Linked DNA regions of Homo sapiens: region 1 is linked to region 2. The links are chromatin contacts, found by Hi-C or POLR2A ChIA-PET in ENCODE. All regions are on one chromosome and are shown on one strand. The core of a region is the stretch at or near the end of the contact, and the rest is flanking DNA. Distances in the headings are between cores, read along the strand shown.

Evidence for each region. A loop is a pair of places that touch in the nucleus more often than their neighbours do. ChIA-PET counts read pairs that join two places held with the same protein, here RNA polymerase II (POLR2A). Pooled maps may share reads with other maps.
Region 1: a loop to region 2 is called in a pooled map, with 2.3 times the contacts of the local background. The contact joins the promoter of OR13J1 here to the promoter of CD72 in region 2. A Hi-C loop is called at or near these places in 3 of 168 maps with a recorded cell type or tissue (CD4-positive, alpha-beta memory T cell, naive thymus-derived CD4-positive, alpha-beta T cell and tibial artery) and 6 of 50 pooled maps. POLR2A ChIA-PET finds 5 or more read pairs at or near these places in 1 of 52 experiments (naive thymus-derived CD4-positive, alpha-beta T cell).

Annotation. Positions count from the first base shown.
Region 1 is chr9:35,867,519-35,871,846 of GRCh38, forward strand. OR13J1 (olfactory receptor family 13 subfamily J member 1) reads right to left here and starts at 2,883. Exons shown (of 1, transcript NM_001004487.1): 1 at 1,945-2,883. The coding sequence starts at 2,883. The coding sequence ends at 1,945.
Region 2 is chr9:35,615,526-35,619,795 of GRCh38, forward strand. It overlaps CD72 (CD72 molecule), which reads right to left and starts at 2,888. Exons shown (of 9, transcript NM_001782.3): 1 at 2,697-2,888; 2 at 2,489-2,596; 3 at 1,651-1,722; 4 at 1,075-1,164; 5 at 418-753. The coding sequence starts at 2,778. RefSeq lists enhancers at 452-1,303, 1,743-1,892.

The sequences.
Region 1 (4,328 bases), core at 1,633-4,132, 250 kb after region 2:
TAAAACCCAAACCTCTGTGATGTATCCATGGCCCAGCAGAATGGCATGGCCACTGGCATGGCTACTGGCAGCCTTCTCTCAGGCGTGGTCAGAGAGGCTTGGGTATCTCTCACTCCTCTAGCCATGCTTCTCTGTGCCTCTGTTCTGGCCAGCAGAGGAAGCAGGGAGAAAGCCCTGGGAGGGGAATTCAGGCCTCATGCAGGGGCTGTGCTTACCTGTAGCCGGGGGCAGGAAAGGTGGACTGCTGCTTGCAGGGCAAGCCCAGTGCTCCCATCGTACAGATGGTACCATGGAGGCCAGGGCAAGGCAGGGAATGGAAATGCTCCGTGAATCTAGGTCAGTGTCCACTGCCTGTGCACTGAGTTATCAGAAAGAAAAGCTGGAAGAGGCTGAGCACCAGGCAGGGGCAACTATGGCAGGGTCCCAGGGCATGAGGTGAGGATGGGTAAAACAAGCTTCCTCAAGCCAGGTGAGGCCTGGATCCCAAGAAAGGGAGCACTGGAAGCTGCTGCTGCTGCTGTTGCTGCTGGGCGGGGTGAGGTGGGAGGAATGGGGTGGCTTCAGGCTTTGGGCTGGATGATTGGTGTCCCAGGGCCTGACAGGTCTGGGAATCTTGGACTTTGGGCCTTGTGATGGTTAATACTGAGTGTCAACTTCTTTGGATCGTGGGATACAAAGTATGAATCCTGGGTGTGTTCTGTGTGGGTGTTGCCAAAAGAGATTCACATTTGAGTCAGTGGGCTGGGGAAGGCAGATCCACCCTAATCTGGTGGGCATGATCTAATCAGTTTCCAGTGAATATAAAGCAGGCAGAAAAACGTGAAAAGGAGAGACGGGCCTAGCCTCCGAGCCTACATCTTTCTCCCATGCTGGATGTTTCCGTCCCTTGAACAATGGACTCCAAGTTCTTCAGTCTGGGGACTCGGACTGGTTCTCCTTGCTCCTCAGCCTATTGTGGAACCTTGTGATCGTGTAAGTTAATACTTAATAAACTCCTCTATCCTATTAGTTCTGTCCCTCTAAGAGAACCCTGACTAATACAGGCCTCATTGCTGCCTCTACTGTCACCTACCAGGGAAGCTGGGCCATTCTCGTCATCTGTGGACTCCGTCTCAGCTCTGCTCAGTTTTGGGAAGAACTCTAGGCTCTGCCATTGTCACCCCTACATTGACATGTTAATATCTCTATTTAAGAAACTTGTGCAGGGCCTAGAGTTGGGCAAGGCTGGACCTTGGGAGAGAGTAGAATCTGACACTCCCTGCTCTTGGAGTAATGCTGAAAACACAGAGGGGCACAGCAAGAGGAGCAAGGTGGGGTGGCTTCCTGGTGGAGGTGGCATTTGAGCTGGGCCTGAAGGGTCAGGCAGTCAGTCCTTTTACATATGGAGAAGTGTGCTGGGGATAGGGGAGGGGGTGCTGCCTCGTGGGGAGAAACAAGGAGAGCACAGAGCTGGGTGGTGCAGGGCATGTGGGGGCCACAACTGGCTGGTGTGTGTGGCTGTGAGGAGGGAGATGGGGTGGGAGGGGAGGAAGGCTGGGGAGCCAGTCAGGCAGGGCCAGCTTGTGAGGGCCTCAAATGCCCCACTGAAAAGCTTCCACTTTGTTCTGAGAACAGTGGGGAGCCACCTAGGGATTTCAGTGAGAAGAGTGATGCAATCACATGTGCATTTCAAAAAGATGCCCCATGAAGGAGAGATTGGAGGGAGGAACAGGACTGAAGTCTTGGGACCAGCCAGGAGGCTGGTGTGAAGGCCAGGGTGATGCTGAGAGCAGAGGGTGATTTGGGGGCTGTTCTGTGGCAGGATCAGCGGGACTTGGTGCTGCCTTGCTGGGATGAAGATACCAGACCTGTAGCCCCAGCCCTGCCATGTCTTCACTGGCATTGGCATACGATGGCCTCAGCTACTAACCTGAGACCTGCGTCTGTACAGAGCCCCGCCCTCCCTCACCTGGAGGCCCGACTCCTGCCCCACACCTTCCTGGCGGCCTCCTTCACCTCCTTGTTCCTCAGGCTGTAGATGGTGGGGTTCAGCATGGTCGTGACCATGGCATAGAGGACTGTGAAGACCTCATCAGAGATGTGGGCTTCCTTACTCTTGGGCTTCAAGTACATGAAGATGATGGTGCCGTAGAAAAGCAGCACTACAGCCAGGTGTGCCAAGCAGGTGGAGAAGGCTTTGCAGCACCTGGCGGCCGAGGGCACCCTCAGGATGGTGGCCAGGATGAGCAAGTAGGACAGGCAGATGAATGCCAGGGGTACAGGCAGCAGCAGGATGGAGCCCGCCAGCAGGAAGTCTTCGCTGACCGACGTGTTGCCGCATGCCAGCTTCAGCACTGCCAGGATCTTGCAGGTGAAGTGACTGACCACGTGGTGGCCACAGAAGGGCAGCCTCATGGAGATGACCATCTCAGTCACCGACTTGAGGAGGCAGAGGACCCAGGCAGCTCCCATCAGCAGCACGCAGAGCCGGTGGCTCATGAGCACGTGGTACCTGAGTGGCTGGCAGATGGCCAGGTAGCGGTCATAGGCCGTGATGGCCAGTAGCAGGCACTCCGTGGAGCCCGTGGACAGGCTCAGACACATCTGGATGGCACAGACAGCAAAGGAGATGGTCTTCCGGGATGACAGGAGGTGGACCAGCATCAGAGGCACAAAGGTGGGCGTGTAGCAGATGTCCAGGGTAGAGAGGTTGCCCAGGAAGAAGTACACGGGCGTGTGCAGGTGGATATCTAGCACGCTCACCGCCATGATGGCTGTGTTCCCCAGGAGGGTCACCAGGTACATGGCTGAGCACAGAGGGAAGAGCAGATGCTCCAGGGCTGGGTAGCCAGAAAATCCTTTCAGAAAGAACTCGGACACCTCTGTTCTGTTGAGCGGCTCCATGCTGCAGAGTTCTGAAGAGATGGTCCACAGCTGGGATGGAAGGAGAGAGGGTACAGGGTGCGGGGAAGCTCACAGAGCCCTTTCTGGGACGAGGTGGACTGTCAGGATCTTTTCCAGCACTGCCACACTCACTGTCTGTGACGTCGGGCAATCCCTTTATCCTCTCTAGGCCTCAGTTTATCCATGTGAAAAATGAGCATTGATTTAGATCAGCATTCCCTGAGAGAATGTTAATGAGAACATTAGTAAGCAATCTGAAAAATCAATTTGAGACAACATTGGATTAATAAAAAATAAAGCTCTTTACTGCAGGACTTCTCAGAGCGTTTACTACGCTAATGTGATCTATGACTCCTGCAAAGCAATGTAGAACATCTGTACCCCAAACTTATTTGATCATGGATCCCCTTTTACAGAAAACCCATTAACCTACTGCAGATAAGTGTTCTATGAGCATAGTCTGGGAAACAGTAGGCTAGATCAACAGTTCTCAAACTTTAACATGCACCAGAATCACCTGGAAAGTTTGTTAAAACAGATTGTTGGGCCCCAAACCCAGTTTCTGACTCGGTGCGTCTGGGCGATGCTTCTGCTGCTGATGTAGGTACCACACTTTGAGGAACTAGTGGGCTAGGTGGTCTCTGAGCAGGTGGAGATTCTCCTGGCTTTAAGGAAGCCTCTGAGCCATCGCATTTGCTATTCCTTCTGTCTGGAATGTCCTCGGCCTGCAGTGGTCTGACCTGTCTCTTCAGGCCTACTCTAGTATCCATGAACAAAGCATACACCGTGCTGTGTGTTGGAGGGCTGCTGACCTTGAAGCCTATCGCTGGGCATGTTCCCCTGTCCCCTGCCCAGGGCCTGTTTCATTAGCTACCCTGTGTGGATTGGACCTTCACAATCTGCCTTCCTGTGGGTTTCCCAGCTAAAATCTGATGGAGCTTTTGGCCCAGCTCCAAACCCCTATGTTCTGTGGGCCAGAGCGAGGGCTGCTTTGACTTCATGAACTCCTAGGGTATTAGCATGGAACATGACCAGAGGCCAACTTGTTGGATCTCCCATTGTATAGATGGGGATGCTGAGGTCACACAACAGGTCTCTGGTGAGGTGAAGCTAGAATCCAGCCCTCCCAACAGTGTGACCCCTATACCATGCTCAGAGCAGGTGTATGCTTCTATTAGGTTTCAAACAATGCTTGTTCTTTTACCATTCTAGATGGATATCAGTGCCCCAGGTGCTGCCACAATCCTCTCACCAGCAAAAGAGCATGAGTCACCTCTCCTTAGTGTTCCAGGGTATCTGGCACGGTGTCATTAATCCCATGGGACACGATGCCAAATCCTGGGCCTGGGTGGAGCACAGTTCCTCTCAGTGCCTTCCTTGCAGGAGACCATTTCCGTCTTTTATTCCACCCTCACTTACTCATCCCAGAACCTAGAAGTAACTGA
Region 2 (4,270 bases), core at 1,638-4,137:
GTAAGTCTTACCCTTTGGGGAGATCTCAGCTATAACGAAAATTAATTAAAAATGAGGTCCCTGTCTTTAGAAAGATGTGCAAACCGCCAAGTTCACATCCAAATTTGGGGGCGTTCCCAGATCCTTGTCACTGATATCAACCGGAAGAAACCTTGGACAGTGTGATTTGGACTGCTGGCTGCCATCCTCCTCTCCCCTACAGGATGAGCCTTGGAGCTGGGTGGGTCCCCCTAAATCTAGTATGCAGCTTGGTCCTTCTCTCTGTTGGCCAAGGCTGAACAGCTCATGTCAGCCACCACTCTGGTTCACTGCCCCTTTCCTGAACACCTCACAGGCCCCTGGGTGATAGACTCCTGCCACTACTATCTCCTTGCTCCAATCCATCCCTCCCTTCTCTCCTCTCCCCAGAGCGGATACCTGCTGAGCCGCATGTGAAGAAGGGCTTCAGTCTGTTCTCCATGTTGCTCAGCTTCTGCTCCAAGGCCCTCCTCTGTTGCTCCTCACTTTGCAAGGTCTCCTTCGTCTTCTGTCTGTCTGCCTGGCAGGCCTGTAGCTGCCCTTCGGCCGCCTGATGAGCCCTCTGTTCCACCTGTAGTGCTTCCTGACTCTGCGCCAGCTCTCTCCTGGACCCCTGCAGATCCTCTGCACTCTGTCCCAGCTGCGTTATCTTGAGGCGGAGCTGCTGCCTCAGGCTGCTGTTAGTGACTTCCAGAACCCTGTTCGTCTGCTGGAGCTGCTGAGACACCTGCAGATCTGTTTGGCCACAGAGATTTGGTGGATGTCTTCTCCAGCCCTGCCCTAGTGCCCTGAGACTGCAGCATCAGCCCTTTTTCTGCTTCTTGCAACTTTTTGCATCACAGGCTGAAATACAAGATTTGACTGACTAAAGCGTAAGGAGGTACTGGATTAGGTGAGGACAATTCAGGAAGACAACAGCCCTGGCTGGAAACCAAACCCAAAGCTAAGGAGGTGGTGGTAGTGACTATGATCCCTGCTGAGGAAGATCAGCTTTGGGGCGAGAGTCGGGACGAAAGTCGTTCGGTGTAAGTGGGAAGTAGGGACAGCCTTACTCACAGCGCACTCCCAGGCAGATGGCGGTCACTCCTAACAGCAGGCAGGTGAGGAGCAGGCCGAGCAGGAGGTATCGCAGGCAGGTTGTGCGGCCTTAGGGGGACAGTGGGATGGATGAGGGCAGTCAGCCCCCGTAAAGAATGTAGAGAGGAAGGGACAGGTCCGTGGGGGAGACCCCTGGGGAAGGCATCCCTAAGAGGAGGGCGGTGCAGAGCTGAGGGGGCAAGCATGGTGGTTTCTGTCGGGTAGCGGGGTGTTTCGCAGGTAGGGGAGAGGGTGTTCCAGAATCAGTGCTGGTGGGGACTCGGGGGCGTTACCTGGGAGAAGGGGAAGGAAATATCAGACGGAGAGAGGGGAAGGGGGGCAGGTAGGTGAATTGGGACCATCCGCAGGGGGGCGGTGCACGTCGGATTCAGGCGCACCGGATGAAGGTGAATGTGGCACGGCAGCCCGGGCGTCGGAAGGACTGCGCCCGGGTTTATCCCGGAAGGAGCTGCACCCCGCGGGGCCCAGCGCCATCCGCAGCCGGGACAGGCGCGAGCACTTGGCCCCGCGGCTGCCCCGCACAGGCACACTCACAGGGGAGAATCCGCCCGACAGCTGGTGACGTCACGGCTCTCCAGGACGCAGTTGGCTGCTCCGACTTGACCGCTGTCGAGGGGAGCATCCAGTGTGAGACCGGAAGCCCCGAGTGTTGCCCCTTCTCCTCCTGCGCACCCGCTTCGCCCTCGCCACTGGGAAACTCCAGTCTGCCCTACGTTGCCTGCTAGAGCTGCTCTGGGACACAGTGTCACTCTCCTGAGTTCCTCCTCTGCCCGGGACTCTCTCGGCTTCCTCCTGGGTCTCACTGTATCTTTTCCCGGGACCCCCTCATCTCTCCTAGTTCTCCCTTTATCGTTTCCTCAGAGGCCCCTTATCTGTCGGCTCCAAACCCTCTCCCCCTTTGCTCTCATCCATCTCCCATCACCTCTTTTCCCTCCCATGGCTCCCCGTTTCCCATTAGAACTCATCCCCCACAGGGCTGCCCTATCCCTCCGCAGCCCTTATCTCCCCGAAAGGGGTCTCCACCTTGCGGGAGGAATCTTTCTTCCTCCCCTGGCTCCCATTTATCCTGTTCCTATTCTTCTGTTTCCTAAGAACCGCCCTCCTCCTTTCCCCAGGGTATTGTGCTCTCAAGAATACTGAGGGCCATGGCATGGGGGCGCACGCCTGCAATCCCAACACTTTGGGAGGCCAGGGCAGGAGGATCACTTGAGCCCAGGAGGTCGAGGCTGCAGTGAGCCATGATCACACCACTGCACTCCAGCCTGAGTGACAGAACAAGACCCTGTCTCAAGAACAACAACAAAAACATTGTGGACTCCCCAGCTCAAGACACAGCCCCCCAACAAACACACATCCCCCAGGCTCTCCAGACCTGCTTTGTCCCCTAGTACAGAAGAAGCCAAGCTTGAGGGCACCCCTAGGACTGCGGGCACTTGAACATTCTCGTAGGTGATTTCCCCATCATCATCAGCCCCTGGGTCTAGAGAGAAGAGAAAAGGGACCAAGGTGGGATTTGGGAATGGGATCTGTGGGGCGGGAAGTGGGGATGCAGGATCAAGGGGAGGCCTCATCCCCCTTACCCTGTCCTAACCGGCTGGAGATGCTCTTCTTCAGGGGAGCCTTCACAAACCTCAGATCTGCATAGGTGATGGCCTCAGCCATGGTCCTGAGCAGCTCTGCCCCCACTCGTCTTCCCTGTCATCCACTGTCCTCCCTTGCCCCTCTCGTCTCTGTCCGTTTACAACTAGGCTCTGTGTTCCCTCTGTGACTGCACGGCTTAGCAATTGGCCCTGTGACTTCCAGTCACAAAAGAGGAAGGTGTTAGCAAGTCTCAAACAGATGGGCTCAATGAAGCAGAAGGCATCCCTGGGCCAGGGCCAGAGGGGCCACGGAGGGGACGCTGAGGTCCAGAACACAGGGGTAGGGGATGGGCCTGTCCCCATGTCCTCCCTGTGCTTCCTCTCCATGCATCTTAAACCCATATGGGCCATGCTGGGCCCCAAACTCGGTCCTTCTGGTTATCTGCCCTGATCTGCCCCACCCTCCTCCTGGCTGCCTTGTCCACTGGGGCTTATGATGTGTAGCTGGAGCTGCACTGACCCAGACGATCTCCCCAGCTCCAGGGTGAGGCTCCGTTCTCCCCATGAGACTGGGGGTTCCTGGTTTGCATCCCTCGCTTCTCATCATCCTGGGGGTTCCAGTAACTGGGGGTTCAGGAACAGGCCTGGGCCAGAGGTGAAGGTAAGGAAGAGCCATGGCTGCAGCACCTCTGGAAAGGCAAGTGGCAGCACTGCCCCCCATGCACCCTCATGGGGAGCCAGGGAGCAGGTGAGCAAGGGAGTTGCAGAGGGCTTAAGAAGGCTGCAGCTTCCTAGGTGAAGTCAAGGCAGAGGAGCAGAACAGAGCCAGAGGCCGAGCGCAGATTCCGGACCAGCGGAGGTCTTGACATTTTCTTGGTTTGGTTTTGGTTCGTCTCTTACTTTCCTAGCAAAGTTCTTTCTTTAAAAAGTCCCAAAGCTGTCCCTTCCCACCCAGCCCCAAGGAAAAAGGGGGCATTTGTGGCGGAGGACCCAGGGACCGCGAGGCCCTCATAGGTGGTGGGGGCCTGGCTGATGGAGGAGAGAGGGAACCAGTTGGGGGAAAGGGGGCTGCTGAGCAGGGGTGCCCAAAGGTGCTCCCTAATGTTCTTTTACCGGGATGTGACCCCTACTAGGAACCCCAAAATGGCCTACATCCGGGATAGGAAGGAGCTAGAACAAGATGTAGTGTGGGGGTGGGAAGAACCCGCCCCTAGCAAAGTGACATCCGCCCCGCAGAATCCCCCTCCTGCAGCTGTGGGGAGGAAAAAGGAAGGGGGAAAAGGTCCTCACCACATGCCAACAGCTCGGATGATTGGTGGTGTGTGGCAGGACACTGCCAGGGACCCTAGAGCTCTGCCAATAGCTCCGCCCAGCCAGCCCTAGAGGAAGTGGCCACTGAGGCAAAGCTGTGACCTCAAAAATGTACTTGTAGAGAGGCACGTGTGCATGTGTGTGCATGGATATGCATGTTCCCAGGACTTTGCAGTCTGTTAGGGCATCTGTGAGGTGAGCGGCTATGTCAGAGCCTGCCTGGAGGAGGAAGCCTTCTGTGGGCTGAAGGCTGCCTGTGATCA